Regions from separate parts of the Homo sapiens genome. Here all the other regions are linked to region 1. Evidence: chromatin loops called from intact Hi-C (ENCODE). Cell type or tissue: PC-3. All regions are shown on one strand. Region 1 overlaps LINC02879 (long intergenic non-protein coding RNA 2879). Region 2 has its middle 190 kb from the start of CDH2. Region 3 has its middle 340 kb from the start of LINC02879.

What was found. Peaks named below come from ENCODE experiments on the same cell type or tissue, not always from the same donor. Only the 100,000 strongest peaks of a DNase experiment are listed, where the experiment ranks them.
Region 2: a loop joins it to region 1, with 4 times the contacts of the local background. A loop is called at or near these places in 2 of 110 quality-filtered maps.
Region 3: it touches region 1 in a loop (2.8-fold over the local background); 2 of 110 quality-filtered maps call a loop at or near these places.

The regions. Positions count from the first base shown.
Region 1 is chr18:29,163,113-29,167,112 of GRCh38, forward strand. All of the region lies in intron 1 of LINC02879 (long intergenic non-protein coding RNA 2879), which reads left to right. Among named protein-coding and RNA genes, the nearest start is that of LINC02879, 8.3 kb to the left of the region's middle. RefSeq lists an enhancer at 703-1,902. In PC-3, no CTCF peak of the experiment used is centred here; DNase peaks (open chromatin) are centred at 1,149 and 2,339; H3K4me3 peaks cover 360 bases; H3K27ac peaks cover 3,155 bases.
Region 2 is chr18:28,363,403-28,367,402 of GRCh38, forward strand. No RefSeq gene overlaps it. Among named protein-coding and RNA genes, the nearest start is that of CDH2, 190 kb to the left of the region's middle. In PC-3, no CTCF peak of the experiment used is centred here; a DNase peak (open chromatin) is centred at 2,249; H3K27ac peaks cover 1,733 bases.
Region 3 is chr18:28,812,102-28,816,101 of GRCh38, forward strand. No RefSeq gene overlaps it. Among named protein-coding and RNA genes, the nearest start is that of LINC02879, 340 kb to the right of the region's middle. In PC-3, no CTCF peak of the experiment used is centred here; a DNase peak (open chromatin) is centred at 2,470; H3K27ac peaks cover 814 bases.

The DNA.
Region 1 (4,000 bases):
CTTCAGGGAATATTAAAATCATAATAATAAACGCTAACATCCTGTAATATTCCAAAATATACTTTTCTCTCTCTCCAAGTACACCTATGTACTGCTGTTAAGCCCAGCACGTGTAGCTGTCAGGCAGGAGAAACCCTATTCATTGTGAATCAAATAAAATGCTGTCTGCTACAAAAAGAAAAGTGTTTTCCCTACTCTTGAGACTGCTTTCCAATTTTAAGAATGTATGAGACTTCTGTTTTAAAAATAGAATTTGACTCTTCATTTCAATTAATAACTGTATAATTATTTTCAGAGACTTGATCTTTATGAGGAAGCAGACATATTTGCAAAAAAAAAAAGTAAATAAAAATTAGCAGTGTAAAAGGATAAAGGCAAGAAACCTCAATGCTAAATATTCAACTCCCACATTGGCACCTTTACCTCAGCCTTCTGTCAGAAACAGTGTAAGTGATGGAAAAATGAAAAAGTAACATGTAGCGGCCTTGTTTTCAAAGTTGGAATTACTGGTGACTGACAAAGGAATCTACCATCTATGTCTGCTTGTCACTCTGGGAGTCAGCTGTTACTGGAAGAATAATGGATGTCCAACTTCTGATATGCCTTTCTTACCAAAGATGTGGATAACTATATTTCTGAATAATCATCAGCTCTTCTGTCATAAGTGATCATATTTCCACATTCAAGTTTGTTTTGTTTTTTCTTTCCCAAATTATCATGTGCCTGGAGAGTCATAGAATGGTCTCTCATGAATTCAAAGACACAGATTGTTTACTGTGAGGTTTAAGAAATTTACATGAATAATTTAGGTAATCATCTTACCCTTTTCCTCTGAAGCAATTGAGAAACAAGCACAGGAGTCAAATGAATATTCAAAAATTAAGTTTTAAAAACCAATAAAACCTGGATTGGAAGATGAAACTCAGCCCCAGACTGGAACCATATTTCTACTTCCTCCCCATCCCTTGTCCACAATGTTCCTTCTGCATCCAGAATCCAGGGGTGATGGCTGCAGTGCAAAACATACACTAGAAGATGACTTCATAATAGAGTGGTAAATATATAGTTAAGGATCCCAGAAAAAAAAGAAACTAGGGAACACAGTTTTTTACTCACTGGATAAATGAGTCTTCCTTTGGAAAAAATGAGTCAGAGAAGCCAGAGTGGGAGTATGAGATCCTGAATCCTGAGTCACTCTTGAGTGACTCAAGCCAACAGCAGAACACTATTAAAGTGCAAATATACGCTCTCAATTAAAAGCAACCACTTTTAATTCATCAGCATCTTCTCAAAGATAACAGCAGATGATCCAGCTGATACAAAGAACTACTGTCAAAACTATAATACTCAGAATTGAAAATTTCAGATGAAAAAATTGGAATATAGAAGGTATGGTGAGGTATAGGAGAAGCAGGTCCATGTGAGGGTCATAGTTCAGGGTTTCTGGTGTCTGTGCTGCTGCATTATAATTCTGGATTTGAACACAAACTTCAGCTACCATTTTGCTTTTTGCTAATCAACTTTCTAAGATAAAGACAGCAACATCTAACATCTGTATTATACTATCATCTAGAATTAGCAAGGTATACTATTTCTCTTCTACTTTTCTTTTGAGGCCACTTTATTGAGTTGCTAGTGCAAACTGTACAGGATATATTAATTTTTACCTTTAGTGGCATTATAAACAACCTCACCTACACTCAATATTAACACTGAACATAAACATTTGCTGACCACATCTAATTGTACTAAGCATCATACCTTAGCCACTTGGCAGATATTACTGCATTTACTATTCATAACTTTATGAGGTATCATTAAACCATTTTACATAAGACTCTGTTTCTATCTGAGAGTAAAACTTTTTCTATTGGGTGCAATCCCTTAAACAACTAAATAATCACCCAGGCAATAAGATAAGTGAACTTATTCAACATTTGATACTACTGAACACTGTATTTATCAAATCACTTTCTTTTCCTATCAAGAGAGAACTTTGTATTAATTCAGCTAGCACCCATGGACCCAGCAGTGGGCACCTACCTAAGGAAAACAGCAGTGAACAAGGCTCATGCTAGACTTCCTGTCAAGCCACCATCTAGGTGGCAATTGGTTGACTTGACACAGCTGAATTTTCTATTTTTTCTCAGAAGGCTAATAGACCTAGTAAGAAATGATGGAGTGTTAAGAATGTAAGAACCCGAAATCTAATAGAGCAAATGGTCTCCTCCAGGAAAGTATTATTTACTCATATCCGTATTACCTAGAAGTGGCAGAAAAGAACTGGAAGGGAAGATTGCTATGGATTACTGTATACTCCGCTAAGCATTCTCTGTGAATGAACTGCATTCTTGAGTGAATCACCACTGGCATTATTGAATAGTTTGAATTCCAGGGCTCTGAGCTACAATTTGGATGTTCCACAAACAGTGAGATACTGGAAAACTAATATGAACTCATTAGATTATGAGAAACTGAAATGAACAAAAGGAAAAATTTTTATTAACAGTCCAACATTAGTGAATTGGTCTTTATTTGCATTTTGTTGTTGCACCAATAGGGGATTTTTGACAGTTGTACTTTCATCAATTGGCTGAGAAAAATAATTTTTAAAAGATATTTAAAATGTATAAAATTTGCGTGAGTACATAGTAGGTATATATATTTATGGAGTACACAAGATGTTTTGATTCAGGCATGTATTTGAAATAAGCACATGATAAGGAATGGGGTCTCTTTCTCATCAAGCATTTATCCTTTGAGTTACAAACAATCCAATTAAACTCTTTTTATTATTTTAAAATATACAATTAAGTTATTATTGATTATGGTCACTCTATTGTGCTATCAAATAATGGGTGTTATTTATTCTTTCTATTTTTTTTGTACTCATTAACCATCCACACCTCCCCTCTATACCCCCATAACCCTTCCCAGCCTCTGGTAACCATCCCTCTACTCTCTGTGTTCACAGGTTCAGTGGTTTTTATTTTTAGATCACACAAATAAGTGAGAACATGTGATGTTTGTCTTTCTGTGCCTGGTTTTTTTCACTTAATGTAATGATATCTCAGTTCCATCCATGGTGTTGCAAACGACTGGGACTCACTCTTTTTTTATGGCTGAACAGTACTACTCTATTGTATATATGTACCACATTTTCTTTATCCATTCATCTGTTGATGGAGACTTAGGTTGCTTCCAAATCGTAGCTATTGTAAACAGTGCTGCAACAAACATAGGAGTGTAGATATATCTTTAATATATTGACTTCCTGTCTTTTGGGTATAGACCCAGCTATTGGATTGCTGGATCATATGGTAGGTCCAATTGTCGTTTTTTGAGGAACCTCCAAACTGTTCTCCATAGTGGTGGTACTAATTTACATTCCTGCCAACAGTGTACTAGTGTTCCCGTTTCTTCACATCCTTGCCAGCATTTGTTATTGCCTGACTTTTGAATATAAGCCATTTTAACTGGGATGAGGTGATATCTCATTATAGCTCTGGTTTGCATTTCTCTGAAGATCAATGATGTTGAGAACCTTTTCATGTACTTGTTTTTCATTTGTATGTCTTCTTTTGAGAAATGTCTATTCAAATATTTTGCCCATATTTTGACCAATCTGGTCAAAATTAGACTATTTAGAATAGAGTTGTTTGAGCTCCTTATATATTCTGGTTATTGATTCCTATAAGGTGGGTAGTTTGCCAATATTTCTCCCATTATGTGGGCTGTTTCTTCACTTTGTTGATTGTATCCTTTGTTGTGCGGAAGCTTTTTAACCTGATGTGATCCCATTTGTCCGTTTTTGCTTTAGTTGCCTGTACTTGCAGGGTATGGCTCAAGAAGTCTTTGTACAGACCAATGTCCTGGAAATTTTCCCCAGTGTTTCCTTATAGTAGTTTTATAGTTTGAGGTCTTAGATTTAAATCTTTAATTCATTTTGATTTTATTTTTATATATGGTGTTGGATAAGGGTCTAGATTCATTCTTATGC
Region 2 (4,000 bases), 800 kb before region 1:
TGATGCCATTTCAGGGAATAACTGAGGCTCACGTTCGATAAAAGAAGAAAATGTTGTTTATTTTACCACTCAAAATGGATTTTTCTGTATTCAGGTTTCATCTGCTTGGCTTTCAGAAATGAACTATATTATTCTTTATACAGGAAGGACCTATAAAAGGCAGGAGTCAGGTGGGATATTGCTATTTAAGACAAAGAAAGAAGACGTTTAAAACTGTTTTGTTAAGCCCAGACGCTTGACAGATTAAGAGGCTACAATCTCTTTCCACAATCAGTAGTGAGTTATCTTCTTTCTCTTCTCCTAGTTACTTCTTCTTCTTCTTCTTTTTTTTTTTTTTTTTTTTGACAGAGTTTTGTTCTATTTTCAGGCTGGAATGCAATGGCGCCATCTTGGCTCACCGCAACCTCCACCTTCTGTGTTCAAGCTATTCTCCTGCCTCAGCCTCCCCGAGTAGCTGGGATTACAGGCGCCTGCCACCACGCCCAGCTAACTTTTGTATTTTTAGTAGAGACAGGGTTTTACCATATTGGCCAGGCTGGTCTTGAACTCCTGACCTCAGATGATCCACAAGCCTCTGTCTCCCAAAGTGCTGGGATTACAGGCATGAGTGACCACCCCCGGCCCCTAGTTACTTCTTAACCTCCTTAATCAAATTGGAATTTATTGGTCATGTATTCTCTCTACTGGCCTAACTCAATAACATGTTTTTGTTAGTTGTTCCATGTTCTATCTAGTTTGCCGCTGCTTTTCTATATTTGTTGTCTTTACTACCCACTTCTGTTTGATTACTGCCATTTCTACTGTGATTGTAATTTTTCCACTGATGAAATTAACCTTTTCCTTCAAACAATTTGTGTCCCAGTGACAACTGATCGGTTTTTACTTAAAAAATTTTCACTGTTTTTTTTTTTTTATTTTTTTTCTCCTATCTTATGAAGCTGAAAATAGGAAATTCTGTTTATGAATGAAATTCTACTTAGGCACATGACTTACACTACTATAAAACTGTGTCTTTAATTTGGACATCATGCATGGGGGTAATACGTGTATGTTACATTTTGCACAAAGTCTAGCTTATACTGTGGTGTAATGGTAGGGACTGAGGGCTAATTTAGAAGTTAGAATAGTGAAGCAAAGCTGTGAAATTCTAGTGTTGCTGATGGAAAGAGGTATTTCCTTCCCTTACTGGAATGATGCTCTTTTTTCTTTTAATATAGATAATAGAAATGGAATTGCCTATAGCAACCTACTTTCCTATCACATCTTCAACATTTAAACATCCTTTGCTACTGTTTTGGGATAAAAAATCCCATCACTCAGCAGAGACAGAGCAAAGACAGAATTCGCAATATGAATAGGTTTGCTTTCTTCTAAATATTTGCCTCTCCAACATTTTAAAGATATGCCTACTCATTCTTTAAAGTGCTCATATCTGGTATTCATCTTCAAAACATAAATCCTCTTGCTATAGTTTTCTTAAAGAAAAGTAGAAAGAATGGCACAGGAGATAATGGCTTAGATTGCTTTCCTAGGTAGCAGGAGCCAGCATGCTGTTTGAATTTTGGCTGCAATATGGTAAACTCTGCTTGCTTTCAATTATTCAAACCCATTTACATTTTCACGCCAAGTTGGATAAGTTTATATTTCTATTTTTCCAATTTTGAAATGAGGCTTTCTGGATGAATTATAACATCACTAGGCCCCTGCATGGAGAAGTAGCACCCAAAGCCTTTTAGGAGTTCATATACTTCAAAGCAAAAGATTGCTTCTAGTGACTTGTTAGGTAACCTTTCCCTTTTGTCTCTTGACTTTCAGTAGCCTATGCTAGGTGCTCTTACTCAATGATGCAATAGTCAGTAGATTTTCTTTTAGAAAGAGCAGTATTACCTAAAGCAAGCTCCTTTTCAAAGAAGTAATTTCATGGTCACAATCTGTTAACTGACAAAACATTAAAAAAAAATTTGAGAATTGATTAGCCAATTTAGACCCTGGCAGCCTAAATCTCCCAGTCCTGCTGTTCTGTGTGTATTCACAGCACCATCCGGTATGTGTGCTAGGTTATGACTGTTATTTATTTATTTTTACCCTGAAGCACTAGCACTGATTGCAAGAATTGAGTGACTTGGTTGGCAGGGGAAACTGCAATAACAAAGTCTATGTCTGGCTGGTCATATGAATAATACCAAATAGCACCAGCCAGCTCCTGCCTGTGGCTATGTCAGCTGAGCTAGCCAGAGACATTTTTTTCTCTCATTGATTTTATTTTTTAAAATTTCTATGAAGCCAAGATTGGGACTCAGCAGGTTTGGAATGATGCCAGCATCCTGCTGAGTCAGAAGAAAAGTATATTGACCTGATGTATTGGACAAAGTGCAATGGAAGTGACAGAACAAGTTGTCAAGGTGTTGCTCTACAAAAGCTTTTTAGAACAAGAGATTTGGGACAATGAACTACAAATGGAGCTGGTGGTCAGGGTCTAAGGAAGCCCCTTTCAACTCCTTTTGATAGAACACATTCTACAGTAGGAGGCTTTTCTCTGATTGCTGGGCAGAATAAAACTGTAGCATTCTCTGTTAATTTTTTTGTACCGTTAACTGCTAATGCCTATTTGAAGCAGTGGAATATCCTGCTGTTGTCTTTGAATGAAATGACTTCAGGAAACAAAATTAATTGGTGTATTCTTTGTTTGCATAATAATGATTCCACATAAAAATTAAATGACAAACCTTGGAATACGTTCTTTTTATTGCAAAATATACCAAAATTACCCTTAAAATAGTATAACATATAAGAATTAAGAACTTACTTGATTTGCCTTTAGACATAAAGGACTCTGTAATAAACATATTTCATAATATTTTAAATAGGTGTAGGTATTAAATAAAGATTCTGTGTGGATAGGTCATTTAAAGATGGGTCAGGAGACAGGAGACAGAGCAAAGTAGCTGATTCTTTTTTGTTGTTGTTGAGACAGAGTCTCACTCTGTTACATTCTTTTTTGTTGTTGTTGAGACAGAGTCTCATTCTGTTACCTAGGCTGGAGTGGAGTGGCACGATCTCTGCTCACTGCAACCTCCGCCTCCCGGGTTTAAGCAATTTCTCTGCCTCAGCCTCCCAAGTAGCTGAAATTACAGGCACATGCCACCATGCCTCGCTAATTTTTGTATTTTTAGTAGAGATGAGGTTTCACCATCTTGGCCAGGCTGGTCTTGAACTCCTGACCTCGTGATCCACCCACCTCGGCCTCCCAAAGTGCTGGGATTACAGGCGTGAGCCACCGGTCCGGCTGCTGATCCATCTTTATGCTACCTATCCACACAGAATCCATATCAACATTCCTGGAAAAGCTCCTGTAAAGGAAATTTGGCTAGACCTTTACCTATGAGCAAACTTTCCCCGAATGCACATTGGGAACTTTCAGAAAGGCATTGATATTAAACAAATATTTTGGGAGTGCTCAGCAGAGAGAACAGTGATCACTAAGAACCATGTGTTTACGAAGAATGAGTCATGAAAATAACAGCTTGTTTACCTTTTGATTATGGGCAGTGAGAGAGATAAATTATAACCCAATTGGGCAGAGTATTTGATTCAATACTTCAAGATGACCTTTTGAGCAAGAAGTACATATTAAGAAAAATACAGTCAGTTAAATTACCTAATTAAACCTAATAATGTTGATTAGTGGATTAGAAGGGACACAGAAGGGTATATTATTCAGGACTCTTTCCTTCTTCCTACCCAGTTAGATATTTTAAGTGATAATTTCAATGCTTATCAAATGTTCTGGTGATTGAAAACTAATATGTTACATAAGGTTAGTAATTTTAGAAAGATCGCCACAAGGAAGAACATGTTTGAAATTAATAAGATAAAATTAACAGAGATGGTGTAAAATTTTATGTATGGAAAAAAAATAATGGCATAAGGACAGGATTCAGGAGGCCTGACATGACGGTCACAGCTCATCTGAAACAGACCCACAGGTTTTATACGAATC
Region 3 (4,000 bases), 350 kb before region 1:
ATCTTGTTCTACAATTCCTTAACATTCTTATCTAAAATGATTAATTTTTCCATTCCAATGCAGCCATTTACTCCCATGGCCTCATCCTGAACCTTGTTCCTTGGAACTATTCTGCTTCTGATATTATAGAGACAGAATCACAGAGAGGATAACAACCTCCTAGCTTTCTATCCTTCAAATATTAATCAAGCCTATTTTTCTTCATGCTTACCATCACCTACCTGTTACTCATTCATCCCATTATTATTTCTTTTCTAGATTATTACTTCTACCTCTTAACTGATCTCACTGACTCTAATGTGTAACTCATTTCTGTTTACACATCTTCAGTGTTCTTTCTATATAAAATGCAAATTAGATTATTGTCCTTAGGACAGTTTCTAGACTCTTGAACATATGTACTTTGAGCCCATTTCTTTATTTTTTTCATTTTAACTCTCATATTGCCCCACTTTCATCTTTTCACTTCTGCAAGATTGAAACTCACTGAGTTCTGCAGGGATTCCATATGCTCTTACCTATAAGCCTTTATATACACTTCATTCAGTCTGAGATATCAAACTGTTCCTACCTGCCAGTTCTATCTCCACCTTACCCTTCCCTTTTAGCTCTTTTCTACATATTTAGTAGGTTCTAACTTAAATTTTACTTTTTAAAATAAAGCTTTCCTAAAACGCCACTAGCCCAGGCACCCCACACTGAATGTAGTACTCTTATATTTATGCTCCTACAGCATCCTCTACTTCACAGTCAGATAATGGATTATACTTTATTGTAATTGTATTTTTCTCTGTAGGTTCTTTAATCAACTTACATTTGGACTACTTATGAAGAGTTAGAAATGCCTAAACATCTCTACTCTTAACTGTCTATATGTTATGGTTTGAGGAAGGAATGCAGTGCTATATTTTCAAAAAATTTCTCAGCTCAGGCTTGTATTGTATGTTTACTTGATGAAAAATATTTATACTGTAAGGGGGACAGTTTGAGAGAAATGAAAAACCAAGATTCACTGATAATTATGTAATTTTAATATTTATTGTTTCATGAGCACCTATTTTAGTGCATATGTTAATGCATTAGTATTAACAGGGCCTAGATGAATATCAATAAAAGCTAACATTTGTTAATTAACATATACTAGTTATCATGGCATTTTGCATGCATTTGCTCATTTGTCCCTTCACACCTTATTCAAAAGTAGGCATTACTCTTTGTCCTAATCCATTTTCTGTTGCAATAACGGAATACTTGACACTAGCAAATGTATAAAGAAAAGAAATTTATTTTTCACTGTTCTGAAAACTGGAGTCCAAGAGCATGGCGGCAGCATTTGGTGAGGGTGATCCAATGGCAGAAGGCAAAAGTGAGCTGATGACACAGAGAGCACAAGAGTGAGCTGAGTTCACTTTTATAACAACCAACTCTCATAAAAACTAACTTGCTCTCATGAAACAGCATTAATGCACTCATGATCCAATCACCTCTTAAAGGTTCCACCTTTTAATGTAGTTACATTAGCAATTAAGTTTCCAACATATAAAATTGGGGGGACACATTCAAATCATAGCACTCTTATAACCACAATTTACAAAATAAGAAAACTGAAGCTAATAAAGTTTAAGTAACGTGTCAAAGGTTTATGATTTCTCCAAGTGATGAAGCCAAGAGTTACACTCAGATGCTTAGGTTCCAGGGCTTGCCCACTGAACCACTCACATGTTTTAGCAAAAGAGTAACTTGTATATGACGGGAAAAGGGTGGTGGTTTATGTGTGAAATAATGTGATTTCAAGAAATCGGCATTTGAAGTAGAAACAAGATCCTATATACCATTTTTCAAGCTGGTTCTATTTATTTATTATCACCTGAATAGCTCGTACTACCTGTAATATTGAACAACATTAAATATTTTTATTTTATATTGATATTCATGATAAAGAAACTTACATTATTGATCTAGGAGATGAAAATGGAAAGCACTGCTTGCCATTCTTTTTATCTAATAAAAAGTAACCAAGAATCTTGTGAAAAATACATTTACTTAATGAGGAAATATCATACAGCCTCCCAGGGCAACACAATCAAGCACCTTGCCAAGAGCTTATTCAAGAACTATGGATTGGATAGTCCCAAATTCTTAATTAAGTGCCCTTTCCTCTAAATTCCCTGAAGTACGGTCCAGTTTACTAATAGCTACAAATATAATTGGCACAGAAATGACTTCTTTTGCACTAAAATATCACATATGCCAAGGGAATGAGTACAACAACAGACTAGTGATACTGATTCTCTAAAGTCTGGGTTATTAAACTAAGCTCACAAAGTCAAGAACAAAACTCTTGTGAGGAAGGTCTATACACTATGTGGTTGGGATTTGTGGAATGGGTGGCAGGCTGAGAGGAAGAGATGACAAATGGGGATGGCTAATACATTTTCCATTTTAGGAGCAGAATAGGCTTCTGCATTTCTGGACTTTTGTTTATTCATTTACTCATACATTTGTTTGTTCACTCATTCATGCATGGATGGGTGCATTTTTATGCTTTGTATGATGAATTCAAATACATAAGTCCAGGGGAGAGTCAGGTATTTTTACTCAAAGAAAAGTACAACTCCTGTCTAGAAATGCTGGACCCACTGCCCAACTTAGATAGCAAATTCAAAGTGTCCACTCATCCTAATCTGTTTATTTAAAAACAAAAAGACAAATAAATAAATTGTGTAAGAGTCTTCTTCACTGTTATATTAATTCTTTTTGTATTATTTATGTATTTGCAAATAACCCTGACTTAAAATGAGTATGACATTATTGCAAAATAAAACTTAATTTAAAAATCATAAAATGGCATTAAGTTTAGGAAATTTAGAAAAATGCACAAATCCTCTTTTTACCACCTTCTATTTGTATACATTTCTGTAATTCTCTTATTTTCTCAAGCTTACATTTTTCATCTACAAAATGAGGATATTGATACCTCTTCTATTTCAGGAAGATTAAAGATTGAATTTGAAAAAATTTTGTAAACTCTAAAGGATTATGAACATGTTTATAATTAAAATAGTATGTTTTCTATTTTTTCCCAGTTAAGTCTTAGTAGCACTCGCAATTACTAAATCAGTATTCATGTAGATTATATCAGTCAGAAGGCTCCAGAGATCTCTTAATGAGATTATACAAAAGCAAATATTTTATCCAGTATTGAAATGCATCACCTTTGAAAGTTAATGGATCAATTGCCTAATAGGAACAATAACTGTAATGTTTTACAACAGAAATATCTCTTTCAACTGACATTCTAAAGGGAGTTCAGTGGGAGGGAAACAATTATTCAGAGTGTTTGACTGTGCTCAGAATTATAAAAAGTGCCCTGGAATCTTAAATAAGTTTGAGTAGACAGATGTTTAAAGTTGCATACATCAAAGCTAAAATTTTTTTTTTCTACTTTTGTTTTAAACTTAAAAAAATCTAAACTTTAAAAAAATTATATTAGGAATTAAATGCTGGGGGAAAATCTCATATTCGTAGCTCCCAAGCCCTAGGCTTTTGGAGGCTCAGGGAAGTTAAATACTTTGTCCAAGTTATAATGGTTGAGATATAAGCCTAGACAGCTTTTGGTGATGGTCCTTATATTTTAACCATTACACAAAATTTATCTCAGAGGGACAAACAGCAGATCATAGTTTTATGTAACTTTTCTCAAAGAAATAATTATTCTGAGTAAAATTTTATTTTCTAAAGCTCATAAAAGATTATTGTGATTCTAGATTCTAGATTCTAAGCAGCTAGGACCTGAAGAATTTTGCCGTCCTTTCAAAACTGGTCCAACTACACAACAGTCTTGGCTGAATTTGTCACTTAAATAAAAGGTCAGAATCAAAATACAAAGACAAGATTGAATATGAGATTTTCAACTAAAATCTATCCAAATTCTAACCAAAATAAAAATAACTAGTAAGGAATATAATATGTTGGTGTTGGACTAGGTGGAGGCAGAGAA